Linked DNA regions of Homo sapiens: regions 1, 2, 3 and 4 are each linked to region 5. A link is a loop called in an ENCODE intact Hi-C map of the cell type or tissue named here. Cell type or tissue: PC-9. All regions are shown on one strand. Region 1 overlaps PPP1R15B (protein phosphatase 1 regulatory subunit 15B). Region 2 overlaps REN (renin). Region 3 overlaps PIK3C2B (phosphatidylinositol-4-phosphate 3-kinase catalytic subunit type 2 beta). Region 4 has its middle 8.9 kb from the start of LINC00628. Region 5 has its middle 21 kb from the start of NFASC.

Evidence for each region. Peaks named below come from ENCODE experiments on the same cell type or tissue, not always from the same donor. Only the 100,000 strongest peaks of a DNase experiment are listed, where the experiment ranks them.
Region 1: it touches region 5 in a loop (5-fold over the local background); 2 of 110 quality-filtered maps call a loop at or near these places.
Region 2: a loop joins it to region 5, with 23 times the contacts of the local background. A loop is called at or near these places in 6 of 110 quality-filtered maps.
Region 3: it touches region 5 in a loop (8-fold over the local background); 26 of 110 quality-filtered maps call a loop at or near these places.
Region 4: it touches region 5 in a loop (9-fold over the local background); 2 of 110 quality-filtered maps call a loop at or near these places.

What each region holds. Positions count from the first base shown.
Region 1 is chr1:204,402,382-204,407,381 of GRCh38, forward strand. PPP1R15B (protein phosphatase 1 regulatory subunit 15B) reads right to left here. Exons shown (of 2, transcript NM_032833.5): 2 at 1,000-3,932. The coding sequence ends at 3,711. Among named protein-coding and RNA genes, the nearest start is that of PPP1R15B, 6.9 kb to the right of the region's middle. In PC-9, no CTCF peak of the experiment used is centred here; no DNase peak of the experiment used is centred here; H3K4me3 peaks cover 2,062 bases; H3K27ac peaks cover 973 bases.
Region 2 is chr1:204,159,879-204,164,878 of GRCh38, forward strand. REN (renin) reads right to left here. Exons shown (of 10, transcript NM_000537.4): 2 at 2,135-2,285; 3 at 1,414-1,537; 4 at 682-800. Among named protein-coding and RNA genes, the nearest start is that of REN, 4.0 kb to the right of the region's middle. RefSeq lists a silencer at 2,288-5,000. In PC-9, CTCF peaks have their summits at 2,802 (motif pointing right) and 3,011; a DNase peak (open chromatin) is centred at 2,653; H3K27ac peaks cover 366 bases.
Region 3 is chr1:204,436,918-204,441,917 of GRCh38, forward strand. It overlaps PIK3C2B (phosphatidylinositol-4-phosphate 3-kinase catalytic subunit type 2 beta), which reads right to left. Exons shown (of 33, transcript NM_001377334.1): 21 at 4,554-4,646; 22 at 3,275-3,404; 23 at 2,018-2,154. Among named protein-coding and RNA genes, the nearest start is that of PPP1R15B, 28 kb to the left of the region's middle. In PC-9, no CTCF peak of the experiment used is centred here; DNase peaks (open chromatin) are centred at 1,054 and 1,884; H3K4me3 peaks cover 500 bases; H3K27ac peaks cover 4,621 bases.
Region 4 is chr1:204,376,141-204,381,140 of GRCh38, forward strand. It overlaps a transcript of PLEKHA6 not described here. Among named protein-coding and RNA genes, the nearest start is that of LINC00628, 8.9 kb to the left of the region's middle. In PC-9, a CTCF peak has its summit at 2,294; DNase peaks (open chromatin) are centred at 1,241, 1,861, 2,201 and 4,481; H3K4me3 peaks cover 3,741 bases; H3K27ac peaks cover 3,037 bases.
Region 5 is chr1:204,805,157-204,810,156 of GRCh38, forward strand. No RefSeq gene overlaps it. Among named protein-coding and RNA genes, the nearest start is that of NFASC, 21 kb to the right of the region's middle. In PC-9, CTCF peaks have their summits at 2,125, 2,328 (motif pointing left) and 3,101; DNase peaks (open chromatin) are centred at 1,965, 2,255 and 3,105; H3K4me3 peaks cover 583 bases.

The DNA.
Region 1 (5,000 bases), 400 kb before region 5:
TGATCCATATATCTAGTATTAAAGCATGATTCCATCTGACTTTATTTTTTGAGACAGAGTCTATCACCCAGGCTGGAGTACAATGGTGGAATCACAGCTCACTGCAGGCTTGAACTTCTGTGCTCAAGCAACCCTCCTGTCTCAGCCTCCCCAGTAACTGGGTCTATAGGCTAGGACCACAGGTGTGCGCCACCATGGGCCAGTTTTTTTGTTTTTTTTTGTAGAGGAAAGTGTCTCACTATGTTGCTCAGGCTGGTCTTGAACTCCAGGCCTCAAGCAATCCTCCCACCTCAGCCTCCCGAAGTGCTGGAATTACAGGCGTGAGCCACCATACCTGGCCCACTTTTGTAAATGAGAGATCATCATGATTTTACAATACCATGATTATCGTGATTAGTAACACACAAAATAGCCAGACACGGTGGCTCACGCCTGTAATCCCAGCACTTTGGGAGGCCGAGGCAGGAGGGTCACGAGGTCAGGAGATCGAGAACAACCTGGCCAACATGATGAAACCCCATCTCTACTAAAAATACAAAATTTAGCCGGGCATGGTGGCAGGTGCCTGTGATCCCAGCTACTCGGGAGGCTGAGGCAGGAGAATCGCTTGAAACCGGAAGGTGGAGGTTGCAGTGAGCTGAGATCGTGCCACTTCAATGCAGCCTGGGTGACAGAGGCTCCGTCTCAAAAAATAATAATAATAATAATGCACAAAACAGAGATTTCCCTGCTACTTAAGCACTAGGCTAAGCCCAGCATCTGAATGTTATTGCTTCTGTGAATACCCAGTTTAATTTTCTTTGCAGCAAAACTGAAAAGCTAGGGCCAATTTCAGAATCAAATCTTCAGTTTCTTAGAAGGGCCTCTCATAATACTGCAAGAACCAAGTTCTTCTATTACTAAAATGTTGTTTGCAATTATACTAATCCTGCTTAGTAATTCCAAAACCATTGTAAAATACTATGATACATATAATATAAAGTTGAACCAAAATATCACTTAACATTTAATAATTGCAAATATATTTATTACAATTTACAGATTAGTTATGTTATATACACAAATATAATTTTAACTATAAAATCCCAACTAGTTACATTTAAATTATTGATCTGTAGAAGCCAATTTAGAGTCTTCTAGTCCCCTAACTTTACCTTCCTTAAATTATACAAAAATAAAATCTGATAGTTTTGATTTCAAGTTAAAGATGAAGAAGTGTTACATTTCATCACTCAGAAATGGAACTTTTACCTGTCTGTACAAAGCCTTTTACATGCTACATTGACACTTAAAGCACCATTAACAAGACTTTAAATGTATAAAATGTTTAATTAAAACCTCCAAAGATTTTCTCTTTAAGATTACGGGGGTTTAACTTTGTTCTAACTAGAATTGGGATGAAACAAGAATTTTGCTTTTTTCTCCTTCAGTCCAACTTTAAAATAGTCCTTTCTGTCCTTCTTATCACCTTCTGATCACTTCTTCCAAGGAGGCTAGTATATGGAAGAACTCTTAATCAAGCTTTCACTCATTTGGTAGTGAGGTTAGAATCCCATGGGGAACAATTTTCCAAAATCCAATGAAAGATGTCTCATTATTTTCAAATACACAGAGGTGCTAGGTTTAAGAAACAGGAAACACAACGTTAAGTCTCGGAAATAAAATGTTTCAGCCTGGTTTTAAAAGAATGCCTGTATGTTGTCAAAAGGCTTTTTTCAAGGCAAATGACGCCTGCTTTCCAACCGACATTGCTGTTGCTTGAAACTAGCCTGTTTTCATGTTATTAGACCATCCTGTAAATGTGCTCCCTATGATTACCTAAAGTGGAGGTGCACAAAACACACAGAATCCCAGCACTTTGAGAGGCCGAGGCGGGCGGATCACGAGGTCAGCAGTTCAAGACCAGTCTGGCCAACATAGCGAAACCCCGTCTCTACTAAAAAGACACAAAAAATTAGCCGGGCGTGGTGGTGTGTGCCTGTAATCCCAGCTACTCGGGAGGCTGAGGCAGGAGAATCGCGTGAACCCAGGAGGCGGAGGTTGCAGTGAGCCGAGATCGCGCCACTGCACTCCAAGCTGGGGGACCGAACGAGACTCTGTCTCAAAAAAAAAAGAAAAAAACAAAAAACACACAGAATAAGGGCTCTGCAAAAATTTGACCAGCTTTTATAGTGTTGCATTCTCAATGTGTTTAATTATGAATATATAAACAGTGGAGGCAGTTCTTAGAACTGGATAGAAATAAAATAATGACCAGGTAGATTGTAAACTGAGGTAGTAACCCTGTAAGCACTTCTGATGAAAAATTCATCCCCACACTTAAATAAGTTCAAAACTAAGAGGTCACCTATTCTACTTATGTTTTCCATTACCTGTGACAGGAAGCACACGGAATGAAAGCAGACCACGGAAGGGTTAACAACCCCTCAACCTAACTTATGTGTACCTTGTAAAGCTAAACAAATAAACCAAACACAAACAGTCAATGCAAAGACTTCAATTCAAAGTAACCTTTGGGCTAAATATATTAAAACTTTCCAGTCATTAATCTATACTTCTATCCTTTCCTGAAAGTAAAGGCCTTGCCATTACTTCTCTCATTATTAAATAGTAGGACACAATAAACCTGGATATTGACTGAAGTTTATATTTTACATTTCAAACGTGAAAATTCAGAACTGCCCATTTCCAATTTTACAGTGGGATCCTGACAGGTTTTAAAAGTGACAGTGCTGAGGCATGATATTCATTAACACTGGTTTTCTGTTGAGAACATATACACCAAAACCAAATTGCTCTGAGATGTCTCCTATTTTCTTTCTAGGAAATTTCTAGGCTTTTAAGTTTAAAAAATAAATGATTATGATGTAATTATTACTTTCCAGAGTGTTTTGCAATAACTTCAACCTGTTAAGAGATACAAAGAACTATATTAAACTGGGAACTACAATAACGTACACAGAACCCTCTTCAAAGAAATTAAATATATTAGATGTTAAAATGTGGTAGAAAGATGCAGCTTTCCCAAAGTAGTAAAGTACTGCACATATGGGTTTTGTGGCAGTCCTTGGAAATATCCTAGGTAGAACTTAATGTAGAAATAAAAAGGCTACCACATATTTTCAATCCAAGTCATTTTTACAAGAAAAAAAAAAGTGACACAAAATAATGCACTTTAAGTTGGTAGCATACACAAGGTTATTTTTTAGCCTAACATAGACAGGCCAAATCATTGAAATAAAAAAAATATAGAAAAACATAAAAGCCCATTAACTTCTGAATTTTGGGAAAGAAACAAGAAAGAGCCCAAAGTTTTCAGATAGGCACACATAATTTAGATTAGAAATGAAAATGGGCTTTAAGCCCTATAAATATTGTTTTCCAAGAAAATAAGTTTTGAAAGTGCAAAATGACAACTCAAAAAGGTCCCCTTTCCACCTCATGCAGGCAAAGGACATTTAAAAGCACATCCAACTAAATCAAAAAAGGGAGGATTAGAAATCACACTAGTTCATCCTTCATTATCAGGGCTGGCTTCAAACCTGAATGTTTCTGAGTGGGATATGTTGCAAAAAAAAAAATTAAACTAGATCCAAGTTACATTTCCTCTAAAAAAAAAAATGTCAAAGGACAGCTGCCAAGATTTGTTTTTAAAAGACACCTCTCAGGTAAGAGGTAGTGTATGCTAGCTAGGACTACAGGCTGCCAACTCAACATTGCTTGAGAACATTAAGTCCTTTGAAGCATGTTCCCTGGAGTCTATTAAACATTCTTTCTCTGTGTTCAAATGTCAAGCAATATCCAATAGCATCTTCTGTTTCTTGAATTCGTTTCTGGAACCTGCATCCATCCCTTGCAAATTCTTCCCATGGTCCTTTGCGATCCTCATCACCACTTATATAATACTCAGTAACTTCTTCAAGGAAGGTTACCTACAAAAACAAAGACTAATTTTAATAACTGTCTAGGATCTTACAATCAGCATTGAGGTCAATAACCCTTTATGCTACCAATTCTTTCAGAATATTCCCAACTAAGAATAACATATTATTATTAGGAATATTTGGTCCCAGCTATATTTGAAGTTAAAAAAAAAGTTCTGTCACGCCTGTAATCCCAGCATTTTGGGAGGCGGAAGCAGGCGGATCACCTGAGGTCAGGAGTTCAAGACCAGCCTGACCAACACAGTGAAACCCTGTCTCTAGTAAAAATACGAAAAAATTAGCCAGGCGTGGTGGCACATGCCTGTAATCCCAGCTACGCAGGAGGCTGAGGTAGGAGAACAGTTTGAACCTGGGAGGTGGAGGTTGCAGTGAGCCAATATCGCGCCACTACACTCTAGCCTGTGCAACAAGAGCAAAACTCTGTCTCAAAAAAAAAAAAGTTCAGATTAGATGGCATTTGGATAAAATAGTGAACAAATGTCACCTAAATATTTCATATAGAGATATATATCTTTCATCTATATATACTTCATTTATCTATATCTGCATAATATACACACACAGTCGTCTGCCCCCCCCAATCCCCCACCAGCCCTTGGCTTTTGGTGTTAATAAAATGAATCCAGATAGGGAATTGAATTTTTCATGCTGTTATTAACCCCTGCTATTTTTTAATCCTTAGGGAAATACAGTTCTGTGATATTTTTCCCTCAAAATGACAAGCAAAATATTTCTGAAAATAACCACTATATCCCTGGAAGTCACTGTTTTTATCACTGCATAAAGGCTTTAACAATATTTTTGCTTACTTCTATTCTTTTTCCTTTTAAAAATTTTTTTCACTTTCCAACTTTTAAATCAACATGTTGTACTATTTTTGTATCATTACTTTGGCAATAACAATACAGAAGAGAAAAAGTTACTTAGTAAACAAAGTATAGCAAAATTAGTATTTTTAAAGCTGTGTTACTCTAAGAAACTTTGTAGTTAAGATTTTAAAAACCTTTGTATTCAATATGCTATCACTATATATGAAATTGTGATTCTAATATACAT
Region 2 (5,000 bases), 650 kb before region 5:
CCAGTGGCCAGACTTTCGTGCCTGGCAGGACTGGGTCTTGGCCCCCACCCTTATCATGGGCGAAGGGTTTCTTTAGCACAGACAAGCTTGCCCTTCTCCCTCCTTTATATCTGAGTTCACAGAAAAAGGAAGGGAGGCAGGAATCACCCTGATTTCCTCTCAGGTGCCACGTGTGCCCCTCCCCTAACTCTGATGGAGCAGGGCCTGAGAAACTCCAGGATGAGGAAACGGTCAGACATGGGCCACATGGAAAAGAAAAGCAGGCCTTGACCTGAGTCCCAGAGTCAACCTCAACTGTGACCTTAAAACCTATGCCTGACCCTAAAACTCAGCCTGACTCTGACCCTGGATTTCAGTCTAGGGTGTAGCCCAGTCAGAGCTGGTGAACTTGGACGAGTTACTTGACTGCAGCCACGGGGCTCAGGACAAGCCCTACATGCAAGTTAGATGCAAAAACATCCACAAACCACCCAACGGTGAGCCCGTAGCCCAGGCTTGCTCCCCCATAGGTACTGCTGCTTTGCAGCAACAGCCAGATGTGGCAGAGTAGGGTGTTCCTCAGCTCCCCAGGCTCCAAGTGGGCTGCAGTGTACCTCCCCGCAGGTGTGGGCCCTGGAGGGTCAGGAGAGGCCTGGGGACAGAAGGGGTCCGGGGCAGATGACCTAGGGCGGCCCAACTTACGGTGATGATGTCCTGGCTGAGAAAGCCACTGACTGTCCCTGTTGAATAGCGGAGGGTGAGTTCTGTTCCATTGTGCTTGTAGCTGGAGGAATCCGAAGCATCGAAGAGCTTGTGATACACTGGCAGGGGGACAGAGGCTCAGGTTTGTCCAAGAGTGGCCCAGACAGGGGGACTCAGAGGCAGGGTGCATTGTGGGTATGGCTGGTTAGCTTAGGTGCAGGGATGAGTGGCCCTAGGGTCAGGGGGCTTGGAATATGTGCTTCATCAATCAAGGACTGGGTTTCTTGGGCTCTCCTAATGTGCCCATACATCGAGAATTTTGTCCTAAATGAAGGAATTTAAAGTAATCACTAACACTGATAACACCAGAGAAGATGCCAGGCACAGAGTAAGTGCCTAGTAAGAGGTTGTTGATTAAGACTAGGGATGGAAGAGTTCCGAGTGCCTGGGATGGGTTTGAGAATTCAGTCCTGTCTCAATCTCAGGAAGACTGGGAAGTGGCCTTCTGGGTGCTCAGGGGTTCTTGGACCTTTTTTTGTTTTTAACCTTGGTGGCTGTATCAGAAAAACGGGAGACATCTTCCCCTCTCCCCTACATGTCAGTGGGCACAGAGGCAGAGAGGAAGCCACTCCCTTGGTGGCAAGAGGGATGGGAGCTGGGTGTTGGGCAGGATTGCTCATGCACAGTAGGGCAGGGGGATGGAGGAGAGGCACTGTGGGTCTTAGGTCTCACCACAGGCAGTGTAGAGACGGCTGCACTTGGAGGAGGGCACCCAAACATTGGACGAACCAGTGTCAAAGACGACTTTGAAGGTCTGGGGTGGGGTGCCGATGCCAATCTCGCCATAGTACTGGGTCTGTGGGGGTAAAAAGAGAGGGCTGGAGGGGCTCAGGGGACCTTGGGTCTTGGGGTCTTGCCTGGCTTCACTCTTGGCTCTCGGTGTGAGACTTGGCCCAGGCGAGGTCCTATAGCCTCTCGGGGTTTCCATTTTCCTGCAGGAACTGGTAGGAGGCTTAGCATCTCCCCATGGCATCCCAGAAAGTGGGAGTCTCAGTAAGACAAGAGGGCAAAATCAAAACATTGAGAATGAAGCAGGAAGCAAACTTGACTCTTGAGGATCCTCTGGGGCAGGAAGCCATCAGGTTGTGCTGGGCCAGGTCACAGAAACCCCCACCTGAGTCACACACCCCTTCCCACCCACCTGTGACACCTGGCTTGAGGCCTGGGCTGAGTTCCAAACCTAACCCTGCCCCTGAATGGCCCCTGGATGCCTTCCTGTCTTCTGTGCTCAGGCTTTCCAGCTGGAAAATGGGAATTTTCTAGGGTGCTCACGTGCTACTCAGCGCCTTCGTCAAACACAGCTTGGAAAGGGTGAGTCTTGCAGCAAAGAAAGCCCTAGGTCCATGAGGGAAAGGAGACAGGGAGGGAGCGAGGGGCTGAGCCAAGCACTCACGTCCATGTAGTTGGTGAGGATCACGGAGGAGGTGGTGTTGCCAAGTGTCAGCCTCTTCATGGGTTGGCTCCACTCGGGACCAAGCCTGGCCATGTCCACACCTCGTTCCTTCAGGCTTTCTCGGATTGAGGGCATTCTCTTGAGGAAGATCCTGGCCCAGGGTGGAGGAAGCAAAAATAGAAAAGTGCTGTACCTCCACCACAGTGGTGGAGTCCCTGAGGCCAAACCCCTGCTTTTAGTACAACCACCTTTAACGTTAGCCCAGCCACCTGGAAATCACCTCTGTCGCTGAGGGCCTCTGGAGCATTTATAAGAGTTACTTCTTGTCAAGAGTCAATTTAGAGGAGTCAGCTGCCCGGGGATTAAATAACCCTGAAGTGACTTCCTTCTGTTGCCTAATTTTGATTAGACAAGGCTATTTGTTTATTGGTCCGTTCATTCATTTATTCCGTAATCACCTGCTGAACAACTACTTTGTGCCTCACTGTGCTGGACACTGGAGCTAGAAAGATAATGATCATGACTGCCTTTAAGGAACTCCACCTGGCGGGAGGACAGACAGGAAACAGGCACAGACATTCCCTCTGAAGAGATTAATGCCAGGGAGTGCCCCTGTCAAAACTAGGGGCTGGCGGGGAGACAGTGCCATGGGAGGCCGCTAGGTGGCAGCAGATGCCCACAGCAGCTGCAAGGTCTCCAGGATACCAGGGGACAGGCACCCAGCCAGGGCTGTGGTGGAGTGGACCCCCTGAGCTGGGTTGGGCCTAGAGAGATGCCAGCATCTTCAGAGCGCCATGCACCTCGTCCTTGGAGAGATGTGTCCCGGTCCCTTGGCTTCTTGTCTAGATGTTTTCCCATCACCTTTGAGAGGCAGAATTAAAGAGACCTAGGAAACTGACTCTACTGAGCCGCTACTGAAATCACACCAACAAGCTAGCTGTCATCCATTTTATAGATGAGAAAAATGAAGGCTCACAGGGACAAAGGTGACTCAGAAATGTTGAAGCAGGGATTCAGAGCATGTGTCTGGCCCTATTTCCCATATAGGGTCCCCTGGGTCCCGACATAAAGGCTGCCAAAGCCCAGAGGAAGATGTCTCTAGCTGTTCACGGGAAGGTCCCAGGATGGAAGCCCAAGTTGACTCTGCAATAGACTTTCCCATACACACAAAGATTCCCTCTTTCTTCTACTTTCTTCTCAGTGGCTAGTCCTCCTATACTCACACTACCCTTTCCTTCCTACATCCTTCTTGCGTCCCATGCATTCTACTTACCCCCATTTTGCCCATGAACATGAATGCAACTTTTATGCCTATCAGCATGGTATTGTAACAGAAATGATTTGTTATCTTCCTATCACAGGTTACTGTTACCAAAATATTTTCACAATCATTATTTTATTTGCTCTCATAAGGTGGATGATTTTATTACTCCCACTTCACAGCTGGGAACGTGGAGGGTCAGAGGTTTGGCCCCAAAGAGGTTGCATTTCCCACTGTTTACTCACAACAGCCTATGCTTTGGACCTTTACTTCTTGCCATTTCCTTTTCAGAAAATCCTTTCCTTCTTCCCTTCCTTTTCCCCCCAGTTCTTTAGTCCTCCAAGGCCCAACATGTACCCCCACCTCCAGGAAGCTTACCCCAAGGCCTCCAGCCCACACCGGCCTCACCTTCCCGTGGGCCTCAGCTCTGTTTTTCCTTGGGTCTCACAGCCCACACTGTACAGCTTGTGGAACTGGTGCCGTACGGTGGTGAAGACAGTGGTTGCAGGGGGCATGCCTGAATCCCCTTACCACTTATGTGATTCTGAGAAAGCTACCTAACCTCTCTGGGCCTCTTCTAAGTCTCCATTAACCCCTCTCTAACAATGGGCCTAATGGTAGTACCTACCTCAGAGTCACTGTGCAGATGAAACCATGCGACCACTGCTCAATAAATGTAAATTGTAGGTGTGTATATGTACATGTTCACCTTGAGAATGGAGCTCATTCATTCAGCTGTCCCAAGTGCCTCGCATGATGCTCTGCACATAGCGGGTAGCAAAATTCCTATAATACTGTTTCAAAAGCTGGATTCCCCCTCCACCCCTTGCCCAATTCCATTCTTTTTCTCTTTTGGATAACAGCAGGGGAAGATGTTTTTACTTTCCTCTACCTTTATCCTGGAGTGCAGCTGCTTTGAAGCACCCATCCTCTTACCCAGTGCTCACAACCCAGCAATTACTCTCCGAGAGCCTCAGAGCAAGGGAAAGCAGTTTCGGAAGCAAAAGGCCCAGTGTGTGTTGAGGCTTAGCCTCTTACATATCACCTCCCTGAGCCTCAGTGTCCTCATCTGCAAAGTGGGAATGCTGAGTTGTTGGGGGCATGACTTGAGATGAGACATGTGAAAAGATCCTGTGACACCCTAAGCATTTTATAGGCTTAGCAACTATTACCATTATTAAAGTGTGCCTCCCTACCTTCAGGACTGCTGGTCATATCTGCTGTCCCCAGATTGAAAACCCCTTTCTCTGTGAGGCCTTTTCTCAAATGCTGTCTCTTCCCCTTCTTCAGTCTTTTTTTTTTTTTTTTTTTTTTTTACATAAGGTCTGGCTCTATCACCCAGGCTAGAGCACAGTGGGTCAGTCTCTGCTCACTGCAGCCTCCACCTCCCAGGCTGAAGTGATGCTCCCACCTCAGCCTCCCGAGTAGCTGGGACTACAGATTTGCACCACCACACCTAGCTAATTTTTGTATTTGTACAGACAAGGTTTCACCATGTTGCCTAGGCTGGTCTTGAACTCGTGAGCTCAAGCGATCTGCCCACCTCAGCCTCTCAAAGTGCTGGAATTACAAGCATGAGCCGCGTGCCCAGCTTCCTTCTACAGT
Region 3 (5,000 bases), 370 kb before region 5:
TAGCATAGAGTGGCAGAGTTTTGAGGAATGAGAAGGGAAGAAATGACTTTCCAGGCAAAGGAAATATTACTGCCTACAGTACTGCAGAAATGAAAGTAGTAGCCCCCCCTGCCCCCACCGCATGATCTAGCTAGTAACCTAGCTGGAGCATAGGTTAGCATAAGATGGTAGGTTGCAGTGGATGGGATTACAGGAGTCAGCAGGGCTGGATTATAAAAGGCTCTGTGTGCAATGCTATCTGTTAGGATACACAGAGGCTTTGAAGAACTTATCCACACTTAAAAAAAAAAACAACAGCTGGGCACTGTGGCTCATGCCTGTAATCCCAGCACTATGGGAGGCTGAGGTGGGTGGATCACCTGAGGTCAGGAGTTCGCGACCAGCCTGGCCAACATGGTGAAACCCCTTCTCTACTAAAAATATGAAAATTCGCTGGGCATGGTGGTGCACGCCTATAATCCCAGCTACTTGGGAGGCTGAGGCAGGAGAATCGCTTGAATCCAGGAGGTGGAGGTTGCAGTGAGCCAAGCTCGTGCCATTGCACTCCGGCCTGGGCAACAAGAGCAAAACTCTGTCTCAAAACAACAACAACAACAACAAAACACCTCTGAAATCAAGCAGAGGCTGGCTCTAGATGGAGGAGAGGCATTCCAGTGGTTCAGGGGACCGACAGCAAAGAGCTGAACAAAATCAATGGTAACAAAATAGGAAGAAGAGGACAGATTTGAGAGATAGCTGGGAAGAAGAATAAACAGAGCATGGTACAGAAGTGAGATAGAGGGAAGCATCAGGAAGACCGTGGCTTTGGCTTGGGTAAATGCACAGAAAGAGTCACACCATTGACTGATAGCAAACACAAAAAGCAGGTTTCAAGAGGCAAAGGAGAGACAGCAGGCTCAGTTTTGCCTACACCGAGTTTGAGACGTGGGTGAAACGTAGGTGGAAAAGTCCAGCAAGAAGGTGGCTATAGAACCACCTGGAGGAAGGGAAGAGGGCTAGAGGAATGGCTTCGGAGGTCATCAAGATACAGGTGGTAGTTGAAGTAATAAGAGGATGAGCTGGCACAAGAAGAGTGCAAAGAGGGCCCAGCAGGCCAGGAATTAAGCCCCGGGGAACACAAACACTGAAAGCCATTTAAGATCATCTAATTACACATTCACTAAACAATGTTCTGATTATACCTTGGCTGCCCATGCTGGTTTTCCCTCCAGGATAAAGTACATTGATCAATATAAATCAGTATTTGGGTCCCTTGAAGTTAAAATTATACGAATTAGCATTCTGGCCTATAGCCAGTCTCTTGTGAGTTTGGTTATTGTGATTTGTTCCTTCCCAGTGTCCCTACTTTCCTCAACCTAATTAACCCAGAGACTAGAGTTGTGATGCTGGGAACAGGCCACGGACCCTAGCAGGCTACCAGGGCCCTACCACCCAGGAAAGCTCCACTTCTAATCTAATCTTCTTTCATCAGGAACCAGCCAGCCCTGTTTTCACTCGTCTCTGTCTCATATCTAACCTCAATCCTAGCTTTGAGTTACAGCCTTGCCACATATCAGCTCCATAACTAGGAATGAATGAGTGAATCTTAATTCACAGCTATGAAAAGAAGGGGCTGGCATAAAATGATCTCTAAAGTCTCTTCCAACCAACTCTTTTTCTAGAAAGTACCACTGAACCCTCTGAGAACATAAGGGAACCTGAAGAGGATCCACAACTGGGAGGGATACAGATAGGCTCTCAAAAGCTGGCGCCTCCTCCAAGACTTAATCTGCCAGGAGAACTCAGTGAAAGTTTCTCAGTCCAGCATCAGGGGATTTTCTCAGCCAGCTTACAAGAGGCATTTGAGTGAGTCACCCCCAGATATTTGGAGGCACCAGTCAACCAAGAAAGGGTAGGTCCTTCTGCCAACAAAGCTGAGCTGTCCTCTCTGAGCAAGTGCAGGTCTTGTGGTTAAAGAGCTGTGTGCCGGCATCAGGCACACACACACACCAGACGCACTCCCCACCCACAACCCTACCTTCTCATACTCGTCCTCCCCAGGGTTGTGTTTCTGCAGCCAGTCTGCCAGGGGCCGGTCCTTGAACGAGCCGGTCACCCCATGCTCCACCTGGATCTTACGCAGGGTCTCAGCATTAGGGATCATCTCCACCATCCCTGTGAGGGGAGAAATGGGGGTCACGTTCCAGACCAGAATGAAGGGGACTGCAGGGAGAGGACTACAAGGACTGTGCTCATGCTTCCCTATAAATTAAGCTGTAAGGCATTTGGACTAAGTCTGATAATAACAGGAAGAGAATAACCATAGAAAGGAAGGTCATTCCCACATTTCCTATTCCATACTGTGACTTTTTGGTCTCTCCAGTTCATAGCTGCTGCTCCCTTTGTTTTTAGCTTTTACTATGGGAATTTGAAAATATATATAAGAATAAAAAGAATGGTATCATGACTTCACATGTAACTATCACCCAGCTTCAAAAATTGTCAACATTTTGCTAATCTTGTTTGCTAATCACACAACCCTATTTCTCCACTCCCTGCCACCTTGGTTGGAGTATTTTAAAGCAAATCCCAGATACTTTATTTCACTCATAAATATTTCAAGTGTAATTAACAAAGACACCATGCCATTGTCACATCCAAAAAATTAACAATCACTCTTTAATCTAACTCAATCTATATTCAAACTTCCCCCAACTGTCTCTCTCCTTCTCTCTCTCTCTCTATATATATATTTTCACACAGGGTCTCATTCTGTCGCCTGGTCTGAAGTACAGTGGCACCATCATGGCTTACTGCAGCCTCAAATTCCTGGACTCAAGCGATCCATCTGCCTCAGCCTCCCGAGGAGGTGGGACTGCAGGCACATGCCATTAGGCCTGGCTAATTTTTTATAATTTTTATTAGAGATGAGGTGTCTAGGTTGGTCCCAAACATTCCTGAGCTCAAGCAATTCTCCCATCTCAGCTTCACAAAGTGCTGGGATTACAGGCATGAGCTAGCATGTCTGGCCCAAAAAATATTTCCTTACAATTGGTTTGTTTTAATCAGGATCCAAAGTCTACACAATATGCTTGGCTGTCACGGCACCAAGTCTGTTTTACTTTATAACAGTCTTCTCCCATGCCTCCCTTTTAAGGCTATCCCACAGCTTCTCATGAAATAATCTTGCCCTTTTCACTTTCCTGGAGGAGGACACAGTTTGTGTTGGCAATGGGCAGAAGGACAATAAGCAAAGCGGTCCCCTCCTCCACCCTCACCCCTACTCCCAACTGACCTCTGCCCCGGCCGGTGGAGAAGCAGCGGAAGATGACCATGCGCATGTCCAGCCCCTCCTGGACCCAGATCTTGCTCATGATGCGAATCATCTGCAGCGTTAGCATGTCCTGGCGAAGGTCGTCCCCACACTGGATGGAGGGAGAAAGTGACCAGATCTAATCTCCACTACCTCCCCAGCTCTCAGGTCTCCCAAGTGCTCAACCTTGGCCCTAAACTAACAGTGACAGGGAGTTCCCCAGCCTCACACCCCTGACCTGCTCACTCAGCTCACACCAGGTCAAAGATGGCCCAGGAAGCTTCCCAGTTTGCCCATGTGTTGTTCCAGCTTGTCCTGCAATCCCATGGCCCCATCTGAATTAAATTCACGGTCTGCTTCTGCATGCAGCCCCTCTGACCATCAGGCCTTTTTTTTTTTTTTTTTGAGACAGTGTCTCACTTTGTCACCCAGGCTGGAGTGCAGTGGCACGATCTCAGCTCACCGCAACCTCCGCCTCCCAGGTTCAAGTGATTCTCATGCCTCAGCCTCCCAAGTAGCTGGAATTACAGGTGCCTGCCACCACGCCCAGCTAATTTATATATATATATATATATATATTTTTAGTAGAGATGGGGTCTCACCATCTTGGCCAGGCTGGTCTCAAACTCCTGACCTCAAATGATCTGCATGCCTCAGCCTCCCAAAGTGCTGGGATTATAGGCATGAGGCACCACACCCAGGCCATCAGGCCTTTTTTAAACTTGAACGTTTAGACTTTGGATTTGGAACTTGCGCATAGCAAATATATAAGTTACTAAGTCACATGCATGTATTTTGTCTCCCCCATTAGATTATATGCTCTGAGACTATCATTTACTTCTCAGAATTGTGGATACATCAGAGTTAGAAGGGACCTTAGGGTTCATCTAGTTGGACCTGCACCTGATATATTAATTTCCTCTTCAGCAGCCCTGCCACATGGCATTCAGCCTCTGCCTGAATACCCAAGGGACAAGCGGATCACCACCTTACCCAACCCATTGTTGAGGGAGCTCTGCCTCCTAGAAAGCACTTCGGGATACTGAGCTGCCAGTTGCCTCCCTATACCTAACACTCTGTTGTTAGGCCTCTGGGGCCATGCAGAATTCATCTAAATCCTTTTTCACCTGATCATCTTTCCTACATTAAGACAGCATGGAACAGTGGGAAGAGAACCACCCAGGGGCTACTTAATGCCACTCTAGGCTGCCTCCTTCTCTCTCCCACCCTGGTCCACCAGGCTTGAGTAAAGTATTCTCACCTTGAAGATGACACGGATGTTCTCACCCAGGGGATCCACATTTTGGAAGGAGAGTTTGAGGGGGACAGCATTGGAGTTGAAGTAGGAACAGTCCTGCCATGGTGAAAAGATAGTGACGAGGGTCAGAGTGGCCCATGCCAGGAAAGGAAAACGACCTCTCCACTTCAGACCAAGATGCTGCCTCCCCGCTGCTGCCGGTCCACCCAAGACCTGCTCATTGTTTCTTCCGGATTTCCCAGAAACCCAATTTCCTTCCTTCTCTTGTTAAATAGTCATCATCCCAATTCAGTTTGTTATGACCTCAGCTCCAGCACTTAACCTCCCATCCTGTTAGTTCATTCTGCGCACAACTTACTAGTTGTGTGACCTCTGGTAAGTCACATGTCCCATCTACACCTCAGTTTACTCCTCTGTAAAAGGGGACTCCCAATAGTACCAACATCCTAA
Region 4 (5,000 bases), 430 kb before region 5:
AGCAAAGAGTGGATGCCCAATAAATGTTTGTAGAATGAAAGAGGAAAAGAATCTGGATGGCAAGTAAGAGATCAGGAAGAAAGAAGAGAATGAACCACTTCATCAGTATACCTGAGGGGCTCATGGAAATTCACATTCTAAGACCCTACCCCAGATCCTCTGAATAGGAATCTCCTGAGGTAGGGCTCAGGAATCCACCTTCTTAATAAGTTCCTTGGGTGATTCTTATAAACTCTAATGTCTCTAGCCACTGCAGTTTTAATATTGCAGAGGTTCTGTTATTTAAGAATCTGACTTAGGGTCAAGAACTTTAATGGAGTTAATTTCTAAGATAATATAATTACAACATCAATTATGATCATGGTGGTGATAATTACAGAACAAAGGCCTAAAGCAAATGTGGAAACTTAGAAACACCAAAGAGAAACTACTGCCTGCCTGAGCCCCTGCAAAGGCAGTTTGGTACCTGGGGAAGCAGTGCACTAAGTCAGCAGATGCGGGGCTGAGTCCCAGCTCTGATTAACACGTGGTTTTCTCTTAGACCGGTACTTCAATATCTCTGGACCTCAGTTCCCCATTTGACAAATGAAGGGGTTGTTTCTAAGATTCCTTGTAGCTCCGATGTTTTTAAGTGGCTATCTTGAGGAAGGAAAAGCTCGTCAAGTGTGGGTAACAGTCCAAGACGCTGTGCTTCTAGACTTGCTATATTTCTGGAAGATGTCTATCCTGGCAAAAGATGACTATAGTAGAAGCGAGCCAAAAGACAGCCAGCAGGGCCACTTTGTTATAATGAGATTATGCCAGAGCCACTTTGGCTTATGAAATTAATATAACAGTGCTAATATATTACTGAGAGTAGCAAAGGCGCGCTCTCTCTCAAGAATGCCAAACATACAGTGGGCATCGTCCCCCTCCCTCTTGACCACAGCCCCATAAAGAAGCAGGACAGGAGAGGAGAACTGCTGTCCTGGGCACGCTGAGTCTGGGGCGAGGGTTGCCAGGAACTGAGTGGTAGAGGCAGGATCTCCTGGTATGTTGTCACTTAGCCCAAGTCTTCCCATAGGAAAGTCTCGGGGAAAATGAAAGACCTACCTCTGGCCCTTTCAGGGAAGGAGCTGAAAAAACTCCAGGCTGGGCATTGGTCTAGTCATCCTCCTGGAGGCCTCGCATGTGACCAGGGAGAGGGAGAAAGGGCAGCACTCCCCTGCCCTGCCCAGCCTTTCCAAGCTGAGGGAATGCCAAGCCTTTGCTGGACTTTGACCCATTGAGGAAAAGGCGGGAGACACATTCAAACAGGCATGGTGATAAACTTATTAGTCATGCCCGCCCTTGTAGCCACCGCTTCACCCACCTTCTCCGGCCTGCCCCCAGCCCCGCCACTTTTCAAGTTGGGCAACTTAATGGAAAAAAATGAAATAAAAAGAAGAGCGAGACCAACATACTTGATGAAGAAGATTCTCCCACCGCCGTCAACTCCGTAGGCCCACCGGCCGGGCAGGTCCAGCCAGTCAATCTCATCGGCCATCTCGGTGTCCCTGCAGCCCCTCTCGCTCTCTGCGCCCCCAGGCGCCGGCTGGGCAGGGGGCTTGGTACCCGGGAACCCCCACTTGCTGCCCCCTTCCAGAGGCCGTGGTGGGGGAGGGGGTCCGGCCGGGCTGGCGGCGTCGCTCCCGGGTCCCTGGCAGTGTGGCTGGCCTCCCCACTGAAGACGCGCTGGCCTCAAGCCGGGCGGCAGGGAGCAGGCAAGCGCTTAACCCTGGCCGGCCGGGAGCCCCAGACACCACCTGCCTCCTCGTCGACTCGGGAGCTCCTCTTCGGACCGTTTCCTGAACTTTAATGACGGGCAATTAGCGCGGTGAGTAATTACGATGCCTCTCCTGCCGGGACTGTTAACGGGCAGCGCTGGGTCTCCGTTCCTCCTGGCTCTGCTGCCCTCCAGCCTGGCGGAGCCCGGAGAGCAGAAGCTGGAGCGGGGAGGATCCCTCCCCGAAGGGAGCAGGTTGCAGTGCGAGCAGGGGTGTTGCCTCTCCGCTCCCAGCTCCGATCTTGCACTTGAACCACCGGCGGGGCCGGGGGCGGAGCCGCGCCGCCGCCTCGGAAGGTAATTCACAGCCCCGAGAACTCGCCGGCAGCGCCAAGTCCCCCAGTCCAGGCGCACCGCGCAGAGAACCAGTTTGACTAAAAGAGCTTTGAATCAGGAACCTGGTGGACATGTCCAGCCACTGAACGGAAAAGGGGAAGTGATTAAACCTGGTTCTACTTGGTGGGAGGTTAGGAGAGGAACAAAGGTCAAAGGCACGGAAGCGTGGCGGGGCTGTGAGCAGCGAGGGGCCCGGGGAGCCTCTCCTAGCTCAGATGCCAGCCTGATTAGTCGAGCTAGTCCTTACCTTTCTTTCCCAGCACCTCCTCCAAGAAGTCTGCCATGACTAAGTAGAATCACAGGGAGACCTTAGAAATACTCAGAAACCAACAGCGTTTATGTCCCTCCATTCCATTCCCCCTAACTTGCACCAGAAATGGAAAAGGAAAAAGGAAGAAAAATGGAGAGAGAAGGGAATGTGTTATGTGTACAGAATGCAGACTGCAAGCATTTCATACTGGCATACCAAAAGCAGTATTGCTGGAGCCCACAGTTCTGCTATCTCAGGGTCTATATCAAAGTTAGCCAGCTTAGGCAACATAGCAAGACCCTGTCACTACAAATAATAATAATAATTAATTAGCTGGATCTGGTGGCACGAGCCTGTAGTCCCAGCAACTCAGAACACTGTCAGGAGGATCACTTTGAGCCGGGAGGTCGAGGCTGCGGTGACCTATGATCCTGCCAGTGTACTCCAGCCTGGGCAACAGAGCGAGACCCTGTCTCAAGAAAGAAAAAATGCTGAAGTCCATTTGGCTTTCCCAGCTTACTCCGGATCTGCCACTGGGGCTCCAGTTAGGTACATACAGTTCCAATCCATGTGCCAGGCCCAGGAGAATAATTAGACGATGAGAGAGACACCTGTGTTTAAAGGGAGCAATGTGTTCCATGACAGCTGGCAATTATCTGTTGGGCAAACATACGTTTTGTGAGCATTCCAGGAGACTTGATCCCCATTCCACATAGGTAATTCCTACTCATCCTTTCAGTGTCTACCCATGTGCCACCTCCTCCAGGAAGCCATTCCTGACACTACCCCGGAGAGATTTATATGTCCATCCTCCATGTGTCATGGCACCTGATGAATAACCCTATAGTAGCACTTATCACACTGTAATGCAATCCTTGATTTAGTCATCTGTCTCCTCCATTGGACTGTGTGCTCCTTGGGGCAGGAACTCCATCTTATCCATCTTTACAGCCCTGGCAGCTGCCTGCGGCACCAATTAACAATTTTTTTTTTTTTTTTTTGAGATGGAGTCTCGCTCTATCACCCAGGCTGGAGTGCAGTGGCATGATCTCGGCTCACTGCAACCTCCACCTCCCAAGTTCAAGTGATCCTCTCACCTCAGCCTCCTGAGTAGCTGGGGCTGCAGGCACTCACTACCATGCCTGGCTAATTTTTTTTGTATTTTCAGTAGAGACGGGGTTTCACCATGTTGGCCAGACTGGTCTCAAATTCCTGACCTAAAGTGATCTGATCCACCGGCCTCAGTTTCCCAAAGTGCTGGTATAACAGGCATGAGCCACTGCGCCCAGACCAATTAACATTTGATGAATGCTTGATATGGTCATAACTGAGAACTACTCTTAACTCTAACCACAATCCCGTACTTTTGGACTTTATTTAGAGGCACTCTCAATATAACCATCAGCAACATCAGGGTGTGTGTGGGGAGATCTTCCTGGGAAAAGAAACAGCCTGTGATCCTTCTCATAGATCCCAAATTCTCAACCTGGAGGGTTTAAAGTGTATACATCTGATAGATGGTAAAGCTAGGAGATGCCTCAGAGAACATTTAGTCCAATCCTCTTGTTTTGAATATGGCAAGTGAGGAACAGAGAAGGGAAAGGGGCTGGTCAAGGTCACTGAGAAGGGTGGTGGCTGAAAAGGATCTGCCCACCAGTGTCTCAGGCCAGAGCTGTTTTCATTACATCCTTCGCACTCCAACACTGGAAATGGACTCTGCCAACATCCTGGCTGCCAGATCTAAGTTAAGTCCATTCTCCAGAAGCAGAAGACACGCAGAAACCCATGATGTCCAAATTCTTTCTCTCTTCTCAGATCCTACAAATTTCTAGTAGAGAAAGCTTCATTTGACAATGAAGCAGAGCTGCACCTGGGAAGCACAGATGAAGGTCTAGGTGCCCCTTCGTTTCTGAATTGGAGAAAGTTGGCAGATCAAGGTAGCAGACTCTGCCAGGCTGCAGTCCCCTGTCACCAGCCATATGAAACACCTGTAGGACTCACGCCACTGACAAAGCACAGAGCCACCTGCCTAGCCCCTGAGATGGCCAAGAATATAAACGGCCAGAGTTGCTGCCAAGATGCCTCAAGGGAAAATACCAGCAATCAGTGCACTCCCAGTCCAACCTGAGCAACCAGTAAGGGCAGCTGCTTGTGCTGAACGTGGGCAGAAACAGGGGACAAGATGACATATATTTGAAAACATGTATTACACTACTGTCTTCTTCGAGCGCCTCTTGATCTATTTTTCCACGAGATTTTTGTCTTGTTTAATGTCTAATGTAGCCTGGGGTTCCTGGGGACATTTACCTAGATGAGAAAAGGCCAGTGGCTCAGATTTGTAAATGTTTATTACTCATTTGAAATAAGAAATCACGTTCGAAAATATTTCCCTAACTGTGGTCTAGTCTCGCTAGTGACTTTTTGCATGCTAGTTCTTGTTTATGATTAGTTATGATTAGTATTGATACTGCTAGTAACGACATTTTAGCAAAAGAGCTAAAGACATGTAGAAAAAGAGTAGAAAACCCAAATAAAAGCAGCTATTGGTTCAACAATTACCTAGAAGAGAGAAGGAGGGTTGATAGATTAAAATGAAAATCATACATGGCT
Region 5 (5,000 bases):
TTCCCTTCTCATGTTAAGCTGGTACCTGTCTCATGGGTTATCTTTCCAGATATTTCTAGGGATATAAAAGCTTATATTTTAATGCAAATAGCCACATACTACACATAGTGTTCTATATCTTGTTGGTTTTTTTAAAGAGATGGGGTCTTGCTATGTTGCTCAGACTGGAGTGCAGTGGCTATTCACAAGTGCAGTCATAGGACACTGTGGCCTCTAGCACTTGGCCTCAAGCAATCCTCCCATCTTGGCCTCCCCAGTAGCTTGGACTACAAGTATGTGCCACAACACCCAGCTTGTTGATCTTTTCCTTACTGATTGGTAGGAGCTTTTACTCATTAAAGGAACCATTTGTTCATGATGTTGCAAATATTTTCTCACTCTGTCATTCATGCTTTTACTTTTTTATGGTGGTTTTTGCTACCATAGTAGAAATGTATGATCTGAGCTTATCAGTTTTTTCTTTTATGACTTCAGGGCTTGAACCATACTTAGATTGTGCACACTTCAAGATTATAAAAATATGCTCCCAGATTTTCTTTTGATACTTGTATAGGTTCAATTTTATTTTAAAATATTTGATTAGTGATCTAGTACTAGTTTTTCTTTTTGACTTTTGCTTGTTTAAATTTTTTATTTAATCCTAAATTTATTTTTAATTATTATGGATACATAGTAGTTGCACATATTTAGAAGTAGTTTCAATTTTAGGAATGATTCTGCTTTTTTAAGTTACAATCTATCTTGGATTTCATCCTTACCATTTTATGAAAGTCATCTCATTCTTTTTCACTGTGTTAATAGTTACTCTATCACATGGACTTACTATAATTCATTAAGTGTGGTAACTCATGACTGTAATCTCAGCATTTAGGGAGGATCACTTGAGGCTAGGAGTTTGAGGTCAGCCTAGGCAACATTAAGACCCCCATCTCTAAAAAAAAATAAAAAATAAATTAGCCAGGAGTGGTGGCACATGCCTGTAGTCCCAGCTACTCAGGAGACTGAGGTAGGAGGATCACCTGAGCCCAGGAGTTTTTCAGTGACTTATGATTGTGCCACTGTGCTCCAACCTGAGCAAGAGTGAGACCCCACCTGTTTAAAATAAAAGGGGAATAAGGCTGGAAGCATCACACTATCTGACTATACTACAAACGTAAAATGCACTACAAAGCAATAGCAATCAAAACAGCATGGTACTTACTCGCAGAAAAACAGACACACAAAACAACAGAACAGAATAGAGAGACCAAGAATAAATCTATGCTCTTACAGCCAACTGATTTCCAACAAAGGCATCAAGAACACACATTGGGCAAAGGCCAATCTATCCAATAAAGGGTGCTGAGAAAACTGGATATTCATATGCAGAAAAATGAAACCAGACTCCCTATCTCTCACCATGTCCAAAAATCAAATAGAGACGGATTAAAAACCAATGTAAGGCCCGAAACTGTGAAACTACTGGAAGAAAATTGGGGAACCCCTTCATGACATTGGTCTGGGCAAGGATTTTTTGAATAAGACCAAAAAAGCACACGCAACAAAAGCAAAAACAGGCAAATAGGATTCCATTAAACTAACAAGCTTCTGCACAACAAAGGAAATGATCAGCAGAGTGAAGTGACGACCTACAGAATGGGAGAAAACATTCATATACTTCGCATCTGACAAGGGGTTAATATCCAGGACACACACGGAACTCAAAGAATTGTAAGTCTTAAACGATGGCTTTAAACAAATTTTGTGAAAATTTAACCATCAGGTCTGGTATAAGCCAGCTCCAGGACACCACTGGAAGGGTTCCTGTTTTGGAAGCTGGACTCTGTCCTCCTCTTGGAGCCCTCGGAGAGAGCAAGCGAGGCTGCTCTGTTCTGGAGGCTCCGTGCCCCTGAGGCCTTTGACCCCGTTACCCGCGTTCCTCCCCTTGAAGCCCGGTCCCGCTCTCCCAACACCAGTGTTCTGCTGCCCCCTAATGGCAGCTTCTGCCATCTGCGGCTGTCCGGGAGCTAGATCCACCGCAAAGTCCACCAGCTCCGCTCCAGGATCAGAGACCCCTGAGCAGGTTAAACAATCTTCCCCCTCCACTCCAGACTTTTGGAACCCAAGGACGGCCGGGTCAGAGTACCCAGGACCTCAAGCCCCGCTGCCCCTTGTCCATCCCAGAATCGTGGTTTCCCACTGCCCTCTGCAGTGCCGCGGCGAAGTGATGAGCCCGGCACTGTGGCGCCACCTAGTGCCTCTGCTGGGTCAGTGGCACCTGCACCTGCACTGCCAGCCCCCTGCTGGGAGAATTCCGACTCAAGAACTGTAGTTTGTTGTGTGTTGTTTTTGCTTTGGGGCTCACTGGGAAACTCTCACCAGTCACCTGCATTACAGCCTGGGGCTTCCTGTCACTGTAGAGCAGGTAAGAAGAGGAGGGAAAGAAAAGACCTCAGCAGCACAGCACCAGACCTTCCTCCACTTGGTGGGGCCTTCTGACCACGAATGGTGAATAGTCCAACTAACAACTAAAAGCTCCAGCTGGGAGGACCCTGGAGCTCCCCTGAGCCTGTGGCCTTCAAACGGTACTGACCAAGCCCATCAGTAAGCAGTGCATTTTACAACGCAACAGTCCAGGACACCCCTGCGTTGAAAGAACTCAGGAAGCAATACTTACCCTTAGTATGCATAGCGTATTTTGACACTTCCATTACTTTTGATTCTAAAAAAAAAAAAAAAACTTGCCACAACTTAATAACTGAATTCACAGTTCATTAATGGGTCACCACCTACAGTTTACAAAACAATAATCTAGCCCTCAGTTCACTGAGAAGAAACAGAGGACAAAGAACAAATTTGCCCAATAGCAAATTAGGGGCAGATTCAGATCTAGGATCTAGAATCCAGGTCTCTGATGCCCAGTCTCATCACTTCAAGGCCTCCTCTGGGCTCTGTACCAAGTTCCTTTTGCACTGAAGCACAGAGCTCTGTCTCTCTCTGTGGCCCAGATCTATATAGGGCAGACTGTCAGGATCTGACTGCAGGCCCCTTTGTGCCCTGGAAGTAAGGGGTTGTCAATTGCTGTTTCTCTTATAATGAACTTCTCCTGTTCTAGCACAAGGCGGCAGCAAAGAGAAGCAAATGGCCTTGATAGTTGGAAGGAAAAAGGAGAAAATAGGCTCTGGGCAGTTCCGGTAACCTAACAAGTAAATGAGTAGCGTTAGCGTTTTGCTTGAGATCAAAAGCCAAAGGGCGGTATTTTGTCAAAGACCTTTGGAACTTAATTTTAAAAGTTAAGGAGGGCCAGGCATGGTGGCTCACACCTGTAATCCCAGCACTTTGGGAGGCTGAGGCAGGGAGATTCCTTGAGTCCAGGAGTTTGAGACCAGCCTGACAACATAGCGAGATCTTGTCTCTACAAATAAAAAACAAAAAATTAGCTGGGTGTTGTGGTGCACATCTGTGGTTCCAGCTTCTTAAGAGGCTGAGGCACGAGGATCCCTTGAGCCCAGGAGGTTGAGGTTGCAGTGAGCTGTAATCATACCACTGCACTCTAGCCTGGGTGACAGAGCAAGACCCTGTCTCAAAATAAATAAAGGCTAAAGGGTGTTGGGAATACTCTAGTCTAAACAATACCTGATGCACTGTTTGTTGCAGGAGTGTTGATAAAAAAGAAATCCGTAATCTTCCTAGAGAGCATATGAATTTTATTTTAAAATTTTAAAATGTTCAAACCCACTGATCCAGAAATTCCACTAAAAGGAATATATAAAGTGCTAATTTTATCCATACAAAGTTGGTCACCACAACATTTGATATTTTTTTGACAGAAAGAGCTAAATAATATCTACATGGAATTAGTTTTAAATCTTGTGTACACCAAAACCAAAAATGTAATACTATGCAGCCAGTAGGTAGGATGATGTAGAATGTGAAAAGCAGTTTACAAAATCCTATGTGTAGTATGCTCCCATCTGTGTAAAGTGCCCAGGGATTCTCTAGGTACTGGGGTGAAGGTGGGGTGCCTCTCTGAAGAATGGAGTCATCATTCAGAATCACCTGGAGAGATTTTATAAACCACAGTCTTCCCCAACCACTCACCCCAGGAAAGTGTGATATGCCCCTTTGGGAGATATGGTTACATTTGAGAATCATTTCAGGAAGGGAAAAGGATAGAGAACTGCTGGAGGTGTACATATAACCATTTGTGTGTACATGCATGTGAGATGGTAGTGGGATGCTTCCCAGAATGACAGCATCAGTCTTCTCTGAGTGGTGAGATTTTCAAGTGTTTTTCAATAATAATAATGACAATAATGATACTTAGAATAATCATGATAAAAATAGTTTGTTTAATCATCTACCTGTTGAAGGACATCTGGGCTATTTTGAATTTTCACCTATTACAAATAAAGCTGCCATGAACACTTGGTGTACAGGTTTTGGTGTGAACGTAAGTTTTTATTTCTTAGACATAAATGTCCAAGAGTGCAATTAAGGCTTGTTTTATGGCCTAGCATATGGCCTATCCCTGATGTTCCATGTGCACTTGAGAAGGATATATATTCTGTTGTTGGATAGAGTGTTTCATAGATGGCTGTTAGGTTCAGTTGGTTTACAGTGTTGTTACAGTTTTCTATTTCCTTGTTGATCTTCTGTCCAGTGGTTCTGTCTATTTTTGAAAGTGGGATGTTGAAGTCTCCAACTATTACTGTTGAATTGTCTATTTAATTTCTGTCAGGTTTTGCTTCATGTATTTTGGTGCTCTGATATTAGGTGCATATATGTTTATAATTTTTACATCTTTCTGATGAATTGAACTTTTTGTCATTATAAAATGCCTTTGTTTGTCTCTAGGGACATTTTTTATTTTGAAGTGTTTTGTTTTATATCAATCAGTATAGCTGCCCCAGCTTTCTTGTGGTTGCTGTTTGCATAATATATATTTTTTCCACTTTTCTACTTTCTATTTGTATCTTTAAATAAAAAGCATGTCAGATAACCTCTGTCTCTAGGAACAG